Regions from separate parts of the Homo sapiens genome. Here region 1 is linked to region 2. The links are chromatin contacts, found by Hi-C or POLR2A ChIA-PET in ENCODE. All regions are on one chromosome and are shown on one strand. The core of a region is the stretch at or near the end of the contact, and the rest is flanking DNA. Distances in the headings are between cores, read along the strand shown.

Region 1 (7,336 bases), core at 1,819-4,318, 170 kb after region 2:
TTCATAAACAGAAACAGCACAGCGGAAGCCAAGGTGGAAGAGATTAGTGGTGTGGCTTTCATCTTCAATCAGAAATTTTTTCAGGACCTTAAAGAAGAAACAGGTGGGACCTTCACCTTTCTCCCAACCAGGCCAAGGTCTAAAGTTTGCAGTTTCTAAAGTGTGCAGAGGCGTGTGCTGGCTTTCTGGGCTCTTGGGCCTCGAGGGACTCACTCTGATAGAGTGGAAGCAATGATTTTCCCTAGGATAGTGAATACAGACAGGATTCCTTCTGGGACAAGAGAGATTCTTGAGGGAATGTTCTGGATGTTGTACATGAAAGGAGATAGTGGACATTTGCTGAGTGCTCATTACATGCCAATTCTCAGTGTTGGGTAAAAAGTGAAGGTTGACACGATCCTTCCCACAGTGGCTCCCTGTCCAGTAAGGGATATCTGTATAAACCATCCTAAGGCAGGTGGCCAGCACCGCACCTGAGGTCAGCATGATATTTAGGGAATGCTAAGGAGGGAGCCAGTCACCTATGGATGGTTCCTAAAGGTTCCCGGGTGAGTTTGTGCAATACAGCACTGCCCTTCCCCAAGAAGGACATCTGGATACGCCCAGGAACATAACCTGTACTGGCACCAGTTGTCACCCAGCCATGGGCCTAGAGGATAGGAGGTATTGATTCATTCACTCAATATTTATTGAATGCCTACTGTGTGCCAGATGCTGTTCTAGGGCTTGAGAATGAGCAGTGAGCAAAACAAAATCCGTCCCTCCTGGGCTTATATTCTACGAGAATAGACAGTCAATACACAAATAAACCAGTGACTCATCAGGTGGTAATAGGGACGGCAGAGAAAAACAGGGTGAGGGGAAAGGGGGACGAGTCACCTCTCTCCAATTAAGTAAATTCCAGATACTTTTCCTTTCTTTTTAACCTGATTAAAAACACAGATTTCTCCTTGAAAAGCAATGTAACAACAATGTTAAATAAAATCTGTATATGGAAAATAAATCATCCGCAATCTGACCGCCCCACACGAGAATAGTCTTCAGACTCACCTACTCCTTTTCTGTAATTTTCCACCAGCGTTCTTGCTTGTTATGTGACTGTAGCTTAAATCGCAGTGTCCACACTCTTTAGTCAGCTTTTCTCATTCAGTGTCACATTCCAAACATCATCCTTCTGGTGGTCACTTTTAGGGGCTGTGGAATATCTCATCAAATTGATGTATTGTCACTGCCTAAGCATTGAAACCAGGGATTAGCAAACTATGGCTGGCCACATGGTTCTATACTGCCTTCGAGCTAAGAATGGTTTTATATATAGGCTGAATAAAACAATCAGAATATTTTATGACACATGAAGTTTATTTAAAATTCAAATTTCAGCATCCATAAATAAAAGCTGATTGTCGCCCAGCCATGTCCATTTCTTTACATAACTGTTGATGGCTGCTTCCACCATGAGAGATCATGAAAGAGACCATAGGGCCCACAGGCCAGAAATATTTCCTAGCTGGTCCATCACACACACACACACACACACACAACTTGCTGACCTCTGATTTAGGCCTTCCAGTTATTTACTGTTACAGATAACACTGCTTCTGTTAAATTATTTCTTTAACATCATTTCCTAGGAATGGCATTAGTTGTTGAGCAAGATTGTACTTCTCACTGGCCTGGAGGGTATGTGCTCACTGCACAACCCTCTCAGTTTCACCTCCATTGCATTATTCCATTAAAAGCTTGAATATTTCCTGCCAGCATATGGTGTCCTTTTGAATGCTTTGAGAATCCTCCAACCCTCCCTTCCTCTAAAAAACCAAGAAAATAAATACTTAAGCCACTCAATATAAATGAGAGCAGGACATTGAGTGGGTTTTTCCACGTTTCAGTGAACTTCCTTGAAACTTTGCTGTGGTTGTCACCTTCGGCCATCGTTTCACAACAGTGCCCTCAGACAGTGACAGTCGCGACCTTCCTGATTCTCCTGGGGGCCCTCTGCATTGATGCCTGTTTCCTATTTAACCGTAATAAAGGTGCTCCTATGGTTACCCAGCACGCCTTGTGTAAATGCTGATATGTCGCCATGTGCCTGTTCCTTTCTCTCCCTTCAAATAAGCCAGTCAGCCTCACACTTGAGTATGAATTGGCATCACCTAGAGCTTGTTAAAGCACAGCGTGCTGGCCCTATCCCCAGGGTTTCTGATTCAGTGAGTCTGAAGAAGGGCCCTGATAATTTGCATTGCTAGTATGTCCTCAGGTGATGCTGATGCTGTTGGCCAGAGACCTCCCTTTGAGAACCGTGGAGCTAAGCTCTCATTGCACAGCATGGTTTTAAATGCAGGAACTTAGTGTGTAAAATGTCTTGTGATTGGTGGAAAGCACAAAAAGATACAGCCCAGCCTTCTAACCTGAGTTGTTCCTACCACTGCACTCGGGTTTTCACATACAAGCCGGGAAACAGTAGAAATATTCCTTGGCATAGTCATTGGAGAATTCCCACAGCTCTATGCTACTATGGGCGCATGGAGGGCACAGTGGACAGGACTTGGAGCTAGATGGGCTGGGGTTCAAATCCCAGCCCTGTCATTGCTGAGCTTCTGTGGCCATGGCCGGCACTTGGCTTTTCTGCACAATTACCCGGCTCTAACTTATACTGGCCCACAACCCCTACAGACGTTGTGAGTTTTAACAGGAATAATGCCGCTATAGAACTATAGAAGCTAGCTGCTTTGACTTGGGTAGATTCTGGCACTCTGTTTTATCTTTGCCAGCCTTGTGTGCCTTAAAAACTGGTCTAACATGAATATTCTGCAGATAAATAACAAGACCAATAGTGAGGCAAAGTACAGTTCCTGGCACACAGTTGGTGCCGAGGAAGTAACACTGAGCTTGTGAATGCTTCTCTTTTCAGGCATAGATCTTGAGAACATTGTTTACTACAAGGACTGCACCCACTATTTTGTAATGACAGCCAAGAAGCAGAGCCTGCTCGACAAAGGTGTCATCATTAACGTACGTACCTCTTGGCTGCGATTTCCCGACTTCGCGACCTGGGCTGGTGACATCAGCAGGTGTGAAGGCAGATGTCGTCCTGCCAGAAACTGAGCGAGGGGAGGAGGGGGGAAGGTGCCACCAGCTTACACCCTTCTTTTTCTTGGTGTTACATGAGTATTGGATAAAGGAGCCCACGCCAATATGCACAGAGAATTTTCTGCAGAGGGACGTGTGCTGCTGTGAGACCTTTACCAGGTGTTAATGTGGATCAACTGAGTCTTTTCCTTCCCAAGTCTCATCCAGCCTTGCCTCTTCTCTGGGAGGTCACATGTCATTTGGAGGCAGATGGGGGCTCCTTGTCCTAATGAGACATAGGCATCCTTTGACTTGTGAATTTCATGCTGTGGAGCCTTGTCACAGTGTGGGGGAATTTCATTATTCATGCAGTCAAAAAGACTCGATCTGCATCTTGACTCTGCCACATACCTCCTCCAGACTGTGGGCAAACTGTGTATCCTTCCTGAACCTCAGTCTTCTTATCTACAAAATAGGAATGATAGTTTCTGCCTGAAAGGGTTCTTGGAAGGAGCAAACAGAAGATATATATAGAGCACCTGGCACAGTGCCCGGCAGAGGGTGGGTTTGTAGATTCCCTCTGTAACTTCTCAGCCTTGTTTGCACACTGGCTTTTTTGTCCTGCTGGCTTCCTGGCCTCTGCTTCGTGGCCTTGCGACTTCATGCTTAAGCACGGAGCAGGGTTGGAAGGAAGAAACATGGAGTAGTGGCCCCTGACTGGAAGCTTCTTCGGACAGGTGTACAACCCTTCCAGAGCCCCTGTAGTTGCTGCCACTGTCACTGCTGCTGCTGCAACCTCAAGATAAGGATCACACTGCCCAAGTTCAGCCTGCTGTCTGGGTGTCAGCCTGGAGCCCAGGCAGCACGGTGGCCATTCATTGCTGCTTGTCAGAGAAGAATGCAGCTATCTTCTTTCCTGCGTGTGCTGGCAGCCGTCTGGGTGGCATTAGTAACCCAGCCACCCCGTGGGCCTTCTCCACTTCAGCTCAGGTCTTTGCTGAGAGCCTGAGTTGTAGACGGAGGCTGTGAATGCGGGCTTGGTGAAGTGGGCTGAGCACGCCAGCAGATGGGTGGGCGATGGGCTTCAGCAGTGTCCCACTGCTGACTGTCAGTCTGGGAGTGGTGGCGTCCCCTTCTTCCCTCTGCCTCACAGAAGTTGCCTCCTGAAGTTGCCGCCTTAGTCTGAAACTGGGGGGTGCAGGGGTGTAGGGGTAGCGGGCAGCTTTGCAGAGGAGAGGTTAGGCAGGCAGGCAAAGCTTGATGGGTTTTGTGTTTTGCAGAGCACCGTGGCCTCCTGGGATGCTAAGGTCACCCTCAGGTCATCCCAGGTGTTTGCTCATGGCAACTCGCTTCCCTGGCGGTTGTCAAAGCCCCTCCAGGCCCATGCTTGTCTTCACCAAGGCCTTTCTTTCTCCTTCAGAGGCCCCTGGGAGCAGCTCCTGAGCTGGTGCTGAGGAGCCTCAAGGTACAAGATGGGAAAGAAATTGGAGGCCACAGGCTGGACACCTGATTGGAACAAGAGCTATAGCCTGAGCGTCCAGGTGTCCAGCCAAGTTCCCAACCCATCTTCCCTGAGCCGCTTAAATTTACATTGTTCTCTTGCTCCCTGGAGGAATGGCAAGTTTTCTGTTTTCCTCTCCCTACATGGATCCATATCTTCCTATAGCCACACAGAAGGTGCCAAGTAAATGTTTGTTGAATGAATGACTGACCTCTGGACAAGAGGTTTTCCTGCTTCCCCATTGATTCCAGCTGATCTCTGGGCTTCTTTCCATGGCTACCGAAGGAAGAGTAAAGTTTCTCTTCAAGCAGCCGTGCCTCTGGGCTCTCAGCTGTGCCCATCTTTCTCTTCCCCACAGGGAGGATGTCCCATCCCAGAGCCTCCCTGGGCCCCTGCCTCTGCTGGCCCATACGTGTGTGGGCTGGGATTCTGTCCTCCTGTCCTTGTCCTCATCTGCTCCCTATGGTTTTGCTCCTTCTTCCATCCCCCCACTCATCTGGGACCCTCCAGCCACTAAGAGACTCCACAGCAGCCCTAGGCCAGCTCTAGCCTAGTGTCTTCCCTTTGCTAGGTCCCCACTCTCCTGCATGAGGCGTCCACGCCAGGCACTGTCTTCACTGTGTAATGTCACCCACTCCATCTTAGGGATGCTTGGGTCATATTTTGAAGGGGGGGTGTTTGAGACCTCTCCCTTCTCTCTTCCCCCATCTCACCTCCACGCCTTCGGAGAGAGAAGTGATCATGTGACCGCGGAAACAGGGATCAGAAAGGAAATCAAATAACAGGAATTCCATCCTGGACACTGGGGCCTGACAAAGAGCTCTTGGACCAGTGCTGGATGCAATTTGGGCGGTTTGGTTTGAATGGGGGAAATATGAGTTTCCAGAACAGGGTATTTGAAATCATGGCTACTCAGAAAATTGAGGCAGTGGTCACTCTGGCTGTAAATGCGGCACTCTGTGATTGTCAAGACCTTTGTAATTGAGGGTGCCTTGGCTGGGTCCAGGATATACTTCATCATAAGCCATATCTGGAGCCAGCATGAATTACAGGGGACAGGAATTCCCATTCATCGGTCACTTCCCACATGGGGCTAGGGATTTCGTGTGTACACTCATTCCATCTTCTCATGTGGCTCTGTGAAGTAGGTTTTGATATTCCCTTTTTACAGATGAGAGAGTGGAGACTCTGAAAAGTTAAATAACTGGCCCAGATTTAGTTAGTAAACAGCAGAGGTGGACTTTGACCCGTTGCTCTCACTGGCCCCAAAGCCTGTGTTCATGTTACACACTGGTCCCCTCCCACTCCAGGTGTCTGTACTTTTTGTGTCACCTTTGAGAAAGGTGGTCTTTTAGTTTCTTTAGCCACACGGTGAGCAGCTTGGACTCTGGGGATACACTAAACTTGCCAGCTCTCTTCAATCCTCACATCCTGTGTTTCATTGCTAGTGTCCCTCCAGGATGGATATTCCAGTCCTCGCAGCTCAGGGCTCTGCACTCCCCATGAAAGAAGCATAACAATTAGCACCAAAAGCAAGCTACTGGGGAGGCTGAGGCAGGAGAATTGCTTGAACCTGGGAGGCGGAGGTTGCAGTGAGCCAAAATCACACCATTGCTCTCTAACCTGGGAGACAAGAGCGAAACTCCATCTCAAAAAAAAAAAAAAAAAAAAAAAAAAAGCTACGCTGTGAGAGCCCTCGGCCCATCAAGTAAAGGGGTCACTGATTTTGGAAAGTGTGAGAGGTTTCCCATTTTCTTTTTCTGGTCTTGTTTGACCACTAAACATGGCATATTTGGATCATACTCGCTTAGCTGAATTTATTATAAAATCACACTTTCTGATGGCTCCTTTGTCTCTTAATTGTACTGAAAGTTCTCATGAGAACCAGACCTATGAAATGTGCTCGTTGTTTGCTCCAAGACCATTATCAAGTGCACTGTTCATTACAACTCTCAACGCGCCCTGTTGAAATTCCTACGTGAGACAGATCTTTTAGAATTTAATGCCAGGGAAAAATTGCCTCCCCTGAGGAATTTCTACGCTTCCTTCTTTCTGATAAGGAGAGCTCTGGGGCATATCACATTTCCCTTTTGCCTTGGATGCCAGGAAGCTCAATGCCAAATTTGATGCTTAATCACAACCGTGTTAACCCTCACAGCTGGCTGATTTATTTCCTCTTTATTCCCTTGGTCCTGGTTTTTATATGTCTTTTCTGACTAGCCTCACTGTAGGGACCCATTCCAAGTCCTTTTGCCAAGAGGTGGGTATGAAGGCTAGCCCTTTAGAGGGGGAGGTTGCTGCACCATGTTTTCATCTTCCCCAGGACTACATCGACACAGAGATGCTGCTGTGTGCGGAGAACGTGAACCAAGACAACCTGCTATCCTATGCCCGGGAAGCTGCAGACTTTGCCACCAACTACCAGCTGCCATCCTTAGACTTTGCCATGAACCACTATGGGCAGCCTGATGTGGCCATGTTTGACTTTACCTGCATGTATGCCTCAGAGAACGCGGCCCTGGTGCGGGAGCGGCAGGCGCACCAGCTGCTCGTGGCCCTTGTGGGTGACAGCTTGCTTGAGGTACTGCCTGAGCTCGGAGCCCCCATGTTTCTCTGCGAGACAGATCCCACGTTTGTATTCTGGCAGGCAGTATCTGCTGTTGTGCAGCGGGGAGAGGACAGGCTCTCAGCCAGTTGGCAGGACTCTGCCAAGCCTGTCCCGGCCTCAGAGCCTGTCCTGTTGCTGCACTCAGAGGAGCCTATTCT
Region 2 (7,283 bases), core at 1,973-4,472:
CAACCAGTCCAGGGAAAACCTCTTCCAAAAGCTGTAATATTTTTGTTGGATGCAGGTGTGACCCGTGGTCTTGCCGTGGGGGAAGGGAATGGCTGTGGGAACAGTGCCACCTTGTGGCCATTTTTATGAGCAGACACTACCCAGTGCTGAGCTGAGGGCTGGTTCCTGGATGGTTACACTCCTGAAGAGGGACTTTCATTTTGGGATTGGGAAGGGGCCCAGAGATACACTGAGACCAGAGCCAGTCCCCACCTGGCAGCAAGCTCAGCTGCCTGAGTCAGAAGCCCTTCTCCAAAGTTACCACACTCCTGAGGCCCAGGAAGGCTGCCAGGCTGGGCGTGTGGTTATTGGGAGGGTCATGTGGCTGTCACTAGCAGGAACGTGTCTGGATATGGGAGTGGGAGGCAGAGTCTGAGAGGAGACAGAACAAATTTCACAATGGCCATGGCTGAGCCCCAGTTGGGAAGACGGTGACCCAGGAAGTATGCAAAGTGGTGGCAGGAGGGTGGTGTCCTCTTGTCTAGAAACCCAGGAGGCCTACAAAGCAGAGAGGACTCTACCTGTCCCCTCACCCCTGACCGTAGCCTGGGGCCTAAATGAGCCCTCCTACTCTCCGCCTTGCTGCCACGCCACCATCCCTGGCACAGGGTTCCTGGGAGGACAAAACGAGATGGATGAGGCTTAACACAGCATCTGGTGCGTGGGAAGCCCTCAGACATCCCTGTGCCTGTCCCCTCCCTCTCCTACTCTGTGCACTAGACATTGGAGTGACAACAATGAACCCAGCACAGCTGCTGTCAGAACTCACAGGCTGGCTGGGCGTGATGGTGCACACCTGTAATCCCAGGACTTTGGGAGGCTGAGATGGGAGGATCGCTTCGGTCTGGGAGTTGGAGACTAGCTTAGGTAACATATGGAGATTCCGTTGTTACAAAAGATAAAAAACAATCAGCCAGGTGTGGTGGCACGCTCCTATAGGTTCAGCTACTCAGGAAGCTAAGGTAGTGATCACTTGAGCCCAGGAAGATGAGGCTGCAGTGAGCTGTGATCACACAACTGCACTCCAACCTGGGTGACGGAGTGAGACCCTGTCTCAAAAAAATAAAAAATAAGAAGGACAGGTGTGGTGGCTCATGCCTGTAATCCCAGCACTTTGGGAGGCTGAAGTGGGAAGATTATTTGGAGTCAGGAGTCCAAGACTAGCCTAGGCAACTTAACAAGACCCTGTCTCCACAAAAAAATATAAAAATTAGCCAGGCATGGTGGTGTGCCCTGTAGTCCCAGCTACTCAGGAGGCTGAGGTGGAGGATTGCTGGAGCCCAGGAGTTCAAGACTGCAGTGAGCCATGATTATGCCACTGCACTCCAGCCTAGGGGACAGAGTGAGACCCTGTCTCAAAAAAAAAAAAAAAAAAAAAGGTAAAAAGAAACACCATAAAAATAAATTTAATAATAATACATTTAATAAGATATATCCAATATCTTGTCATTTTAAAATGTAATTAAAATAAAATTCAGTAATTAAAATTCATCAACTTCCCTAAGAGCTGGAAAATTAATGAAATATTTTATATTCTTGTTTTCTATGCTGCTTGAAATTCTGTGTGTATTTTACACCCACAGCACATCTCAATTTGGACTCACCACATTTCAAGCCCTAAATAGCCACATGTGGCTAGTGGCTACTGCACGGCACAGCACAGGGCTGGTGCAAGGAAAGGCGCTCACACACATATACACAATACACACACATACACAAATACACACACACACACATATCCACACACATACAAACACACACATGCACATACACACACATGCACACACACACACAAACATATATACACACACACATATACACACCCAGAGGTCAGTAAGTTACTGGTCAGTAACTTTATAAGGGGCACAAAGTTGATGGGTGATATGGTTGGGCTCTCTGTCCCCACCCAAATCTCATCTAGAATTGTAATCCCCACGTGTGGAGGAAGGGACTTGGTAGGAGGTGATTGGATCATGGGGGCTGTTTTCCCCCTTGCCATTCTAGTGATAGTGAGTTCTCATGAGATCTAATGGTTTAAAAGCGTGTGGTAGATTCCCTTGCTCTCTGTCCTGCCACCATGTGAAGAAGGTCCTTGCTTCCTCTTCGCCTTCCGCCATGATTGTTAGTGTCATGAGGCTTCCCAGTCATGCTTCCTGTTAAGCCTGTGGAACTGTGAGTCAGTTAAACCTCTTTTCTTTATAAATTACCCCGTCTCAGGCAGTTCTTTACAGCAGTGTGAAAATGGAGTAATACAGTGGGGGAGGCTAACTTGGACTGGGAAGGTAAGAAAAGTCCTCTTGGAGGAGGTGGTGTTTAAACCTGGCTGGCTGGCTGCATGAGACTTGAAAGTGAAGCGATGGGGAAAGGCTGGAGGGTGGGAGAGGGGTTGGCCTGTCCATGCACCATCCAGGCACCTTCTGATAGAATGAGAGTGAGTGAACTATAGCTCTCAAGCCAAACTCTGCCTGCCACCTGTGTCTGTATGCCCTAAGAGCTAAGAATGGTTTTCACATTTTCTTTTAGACAGGGTCTTGTTCCAGTGCCCAGGTGGGAGTGTAGTGGCATGATCTCGGTTCACTGCAGCCTTGATCTCTGGGGCTCATTCGATCCTCCTACCTCAGCCTCCTCACCTCAGCAGCCTCACCACCTCCCTCATCTCCACTCAACCTCTCCACTCCAGCCACGCTGACCGCTTTAATGCCCTGGTGATCACCCTCCCCTTCTCCTCCAGGGCTTTCCCTGGCTGCCCCCTCCACTGCAAAGTCCTTTCCTATCTCCTCTCTCCCTGTGGCCAACTCCTCCACTTCAGAGACCAGCCTTGACTTCACATCCTCTCCTGCTTCCCAGTTACCTCCAAAAGGGCCTCTGCCAAGCCATCCTCTCTGGTTTCTCTCTGAAAATCCAGGGTTGGCACAGTGTGAAGAGTGCACAGGGGCCTAGAGGCCTGGGCTCTGGAATGCTCCCGTTTCCAGACTCAGCTGCCTCCCCTGCCTCTTCCCCAGGGCTGCCAGTAAAGTGCCTTTTCCCTGCAGGAAAAAGAGCTGCCCCAGTTGGGCCTGGAAAAAGGGCAGGCATTCCCTCACTTGGCTGGCCAGGGGGGCTGGAAGTCTTTGACAGCCCTGCGGTCAGTCCCAGGGCCAAGTCCTTGTCCCCTCCTGGCAAATTTATGCGCACCTGAACTCTGCAGGATGCCCAGGAGGGGGCGCCAAAGTGCTGCCAAAAAAGAACAGTTTGGGGCATATGAATCAGATGGCCTCGTGGGAGTGCTTAGTGAGGGCTGGCTCTGAGTTCTTTTTACCCCAGCCCCTGCCCAGGGCCAGGCACTGTGTGTGGAATGGAGGAAAGGACACCATGCAAGAACTGACAAGGTCCTGCACATCTCCTATGCTGGCATTTCTTACGATCACAATGACTTTGGTGTTCCAGGCCCAGAGGCTGGGAGCTGGCAGGAAGCTTGACCATTGTGAAGAGCTAGTGTGCCTAAAGTGGCCTACAGATTTGTTGAGGGAGGCTAGGTGGGGTCAGGAAGGCAGGACCCCTTGAGCCAGTTGCCTCTGGCAGCAAACAGTCTCATTATTGCGTAATTAGTATTTTCTATGTTGACTTGACATGGACGTGGTTGGGAAGCACTATCCAATATGGAAGCCACTAGCTACATGTGACCACAGTACTTACGTTTTAATTAAGATTAAATAAGCAGGCTGGGGGGTGGTAGCTCATACCTATAATCCCAGCACTTTGGGAGGCTGAGGTGGGCAGATCTCTTGACCCCAGGAGTCTGAGACCAGGCTGGGCAACTTGTTGAAACCTGTCTCTACCAAAATACTTAGCCGGGCATGGTGGTGCATACCTATAGTCCTAGCTACTTGGGAGGCTGAGGTGGGAGAATCACCTGAGCCCAGGAAGTTGAGGCTACGATGAGCCAAGATCACGCCACTGCACTCCAGCCTGGGTGACAGAGCAAGACCCTGTCTCAAATAAATAAACAAATTAAGATAAAATAAAATTTAAAATCCAGTTCTTTACTTCATTAGCCACATTTCAAGTACTCGATGGCCACATGTGGCCAGTGGCTCTCATGTCAGCACAGAAATAAACATTTCCATCATTGAAAGTTCTGTTGGACAGTGCCACCCTAGAACTTGCTCTGATCTCTTGTGGGTAGGGTGTGCTTTAGAATTTCAGAGAGTTCACTGTTAGCATGCTGCCTCCCATGGATATGGTTGTTACAAGGTTATGAGAAAGGCAGTCAGACCCACCTAGGATTAACCCCTGATTTTGCTGGTTACAAGCAAAGTGTCCTCTATGCAAGGGCTCTGCAGGGCTGACACGGGACTTGAGCATCCGCAGACTTTGGTATTCAAGGGGATCAGGCAACCAAACCCCCACAGTTAGCAAGAGACAACTGGACTACTTTTGTGGCTTCAGAGAAGTCACTTAATCTCTTTCAATCTCTGTTTTCTCATCTCTAAACTGGGGATAATATCACCCTGCCGCCACAGTTATTATTAGATGAGCTAAGACAGATAAATCACAAAACGCAGTGCCTAGGACACAGTTTTGCGGCCTTACCGCCCCAGCCGAGTGTGCCTTTCTGCGTGCACTCACCCACAAGCCCTCATCCCCTGGCTATACTGTGTCCAGACCTGTGTCGGGTTCCACATCTCGTTCAAAGGCAGCACCGGGCTTGATTCTTGCACCGGGCTTGATTCTTGCCTAGAAGGAGATTGCAATCTAGGTCAGAAGGCAAGATAAGGCCCATGAAGCAACCTGAAAACAATTCTTAGGCAACACACAGGGCAGTGTGTCATCCCGTGAGCCAGAGTCTGATGGGAAAGTAGTGTGGGGTGGGAGGCTCTTCTAAGTCCTCGTAGAGAAAGTGGGTGAGATTAGAACTGGTCTTGAAACAGCGTAGAGTTTGGACCGGCAGAGCCAATGAGAGAGAAGTGGCAGCAGGGAATGGTGTGAGGGCAGAGGAACAGCGTGAGCAAAGAAATGCTCAGAGGTGGGTAAGGGAGGGGCCAGAGCTAACACAGTATGGGGCAGCTTGGCCGAGGTGCTCAGGAAGGGGACACACTTCCTGAGAAGAGAATTTGCTAAGAAGATACTCAGATCTTGGAAGCCAGGCTGAGTTGCTTAAGTTTAATGAGACAGGTGGTCATCAGGCAGGCGGGGCCTTGAGCATGGAAACTGGCAAGGCCTGGGGAGGATTGCACTGACAGCAGAAGTCGGAGGTCTGTGAGGGAGATCCTGCAGTCAGGGTGACGTCAGCGAGAAGTGACACCAGCGGCCTTCCGGGGCAGTGCATGGTACCATTTACAGAGCGCTGTTAACATAGCCTGGGCTCAAATTGCTGGGTCCTAACACAGTAACCAAAAACTGGACTCCATTGGTCTACACAACAAGTCAACATCAAATTGGGAAGGAGCAGTGGGTAGGCACCAAGAAGAAACAGAGCAGAGGAAATGCCTGTCACAGTGTGTCAAGATCTGAGCCCCAGCCCCTTAATCAGTTAAGAAAAAGAACAGGGGCCGGGTGCGGTGGCTCGCGCCTATAATCCCAGCACTTTGAGAGGCCAAGGCGGGCAGATCACGATGTCAGGAGTTCAAGACCAGCCTGGCCAACACAGTGAAACCCTGTCTGTACTAAAAATACAAAAAATTAGCTGGGCCTGTAATCCCAGCTACTTGGGAGGCTGAGGGAGGAGAATCACTTGAACCTGGGAGGCGGAGGTTGCAGTGAGCCAAGATCGCGTCACTGCACTCCAGCCTGGGTGACAGTGCGAGACTCTGTGTCAAAAAAAAAAAAAAAGAAAAAAGAAAAAGAACAGGTACAAGGAGGAGAAGAAGGGGGTGTCTAGAAAGAGGACTGGGTGTCTGAGAAACAGGGCTGGGTGTCACATCACACACATACACAGGCACACACAGTCACATTCACATGCCTGTACACATAAACACATATAAGGACACACATATAAGCCCCCCAACTTACTCTTCATGCTAATCATACCCAGAGACCCTTAAGGATACATGCAAATGCATATGTACGGGCACACATCAATACGTATGTGTATATACACGTGTTCTTCCTCAGCCCAGCCTCTCCTTTTAGGCCTGGAGCTGGGGCTGACATTGGGTTTACATCAATCAAAGCCACTAGGAAACGTCTATCCTGCCTGGGCCCAGAGTCCATTTCTGACAGAGGCTTCTCCAGGCTTTACTTGTAAACGCTATTTATTTTGGAAAGCAACTTCTCTGTTTTCAAATAAAACGTTGGGACATGCAGTATTGGATTTCCCTGATCTGACATTGACCTAGAAAAATGTGCTGGCAGGAACAGAAAATGCGATGCCCCACTGTGCTGGCAGGCACAAGAGTTTCCCTCCTCTTGGCTTTGATTGCAAAGGTTAAGATGCAAGTGAGAGAGCGCAGTTCCCCCTCCCTGCCTGAGCAGCACTCTCCCTGCAGAGCTGGAGGGAACTGGGGGCCATGTTTAGGGGCTTCCTGCAGGTTTTGGTGCTTGTGGTCTTAGGGGCATGCTTCTGGGTGGGGAGCTTATCACAGAGGGGCAGCTTGTCACAGGGCTGGTGGCCGAGGCCAGCATGTAGAGAGCAAACAGCTCCAGGATGTGCAAAATATGAATAGGGCCCAGCTATGGGGGTCCCCACGGTTGTCATCAGTGAAAAGGGCAAAGCAACTTGAGCTCTGGGTGAGGTTTGAAGCCAGTTCCTGTCCCTTGGGGAAGAGGTTTCCTGGAGGCAGACCTGCCAGGTCCAGCTTCAGGTGAAGGTCATGGCCTGCTGCCATCTGCAGCGGCCTGGGCACCAGTTGCAACGGTTAGGGGCAGAAGCTGGGAGCAAGGGCTGAGGCAGGAGCCCCACATCATGGTGGGAACCCAGACACCTGTGGTCTGCTTGCGGGGGTGGGCCCTGGTCTAATTAGCAAAGGAGGCTCAAAAAGCAATACACAATTCATTGCCCCAGCTGAGCCACAGAATCTCTCAGAGTTCCTCAGCTGCTCCAGTGACTTAATTCTGTGCCTGTTAATTCTGTTCCTATTCCACCCACATCCCTTATGGCCTCTCTGAGGATGAAATGAGATCAGAAATGTAACATGCTCAGCCAGGGCCGGATGCATAATAGGTAGGCTCGGTAAACGTGAGAGCAAATCCCAGCTTCACCACTCACTAGCTGTGGCGCCTTGGGCGAGCTCCTCCTTGGTGCCTTAATTTCCTCATCTGTAGAA

Evidence for each region. Hi-C counts contacts between places; a loop is a spot of excess contacts on that map. ChIA-PET counts read pairs that join two places held with the same protein, here RNA polymerase II (POLR2A). Pooled maps may share reads with other maps.
Region 1: a loop to region 2 is called in a pooled map, with 2.9 times the contacts of the local background. The contact joins two enhancer-like sites. A Hi-C loop is called at or near these places in 1 of 168 maps with a recorded cell type or tissue (endothelial cell of umbilical vein) and 5 of 50 pooled maps. POLR2A ChIA-PET finds 5 or more read pairs at or near these places in 3 of 52 experiments (CD4-positive, alpha-beta memory T cell, WTC11 and activated CD4-positive, alpha-beta memory T cell).

The regions. Positions count from the first base shown.
Region 1 is chr11:12,213,308-12,220,643 of GRCh38, forward strand. MICAL2 (microtubule associated monooxygenase, calponin and LIM domain containing 2) reads left to right here. Exons shown (of 28, transcript NM_001282663.2): 7 at 1-103; 8 at 2,912-3,012; 9 at 6,894-7,151. It overlaps LOC124902634 (a long non-coding RNA gene), which reads right to left. Exons shown (of 3, transcript XR_007062598.1): 3 at 1,175-1,232. Among named protein-coding and RNA genes, the nearest start is that of MIR6124, 53 kb to the left of the region's middle. RefSeq lists enhancers at 3,564-4,064, 4,065-4,565. Within about 2 kb of position 3,069, at least 13 of the 41 ENCODE cell types and tissues checked have a DNase peak (open chromatin) inside an H3K27ac peak, as active enhancers do.
Region 2 is chr11:12,044,314-12,051,596 of GRCh38, forward strand. All of the region lies in intron 1 of LINC02547 (long intergenic non-protein coding RNA 2547), which reads left to right. Among named protein-coding and RNA genes, the nearest start is that of LINC02547, 17 kb to the left of the region's middle. Within about 2 kb of position 3,223, at least 5 of the 41 ENCODE cell types and tissues checked have a DNase peak (open chromatin) inside an H3K27ac peak, as active enhancers do.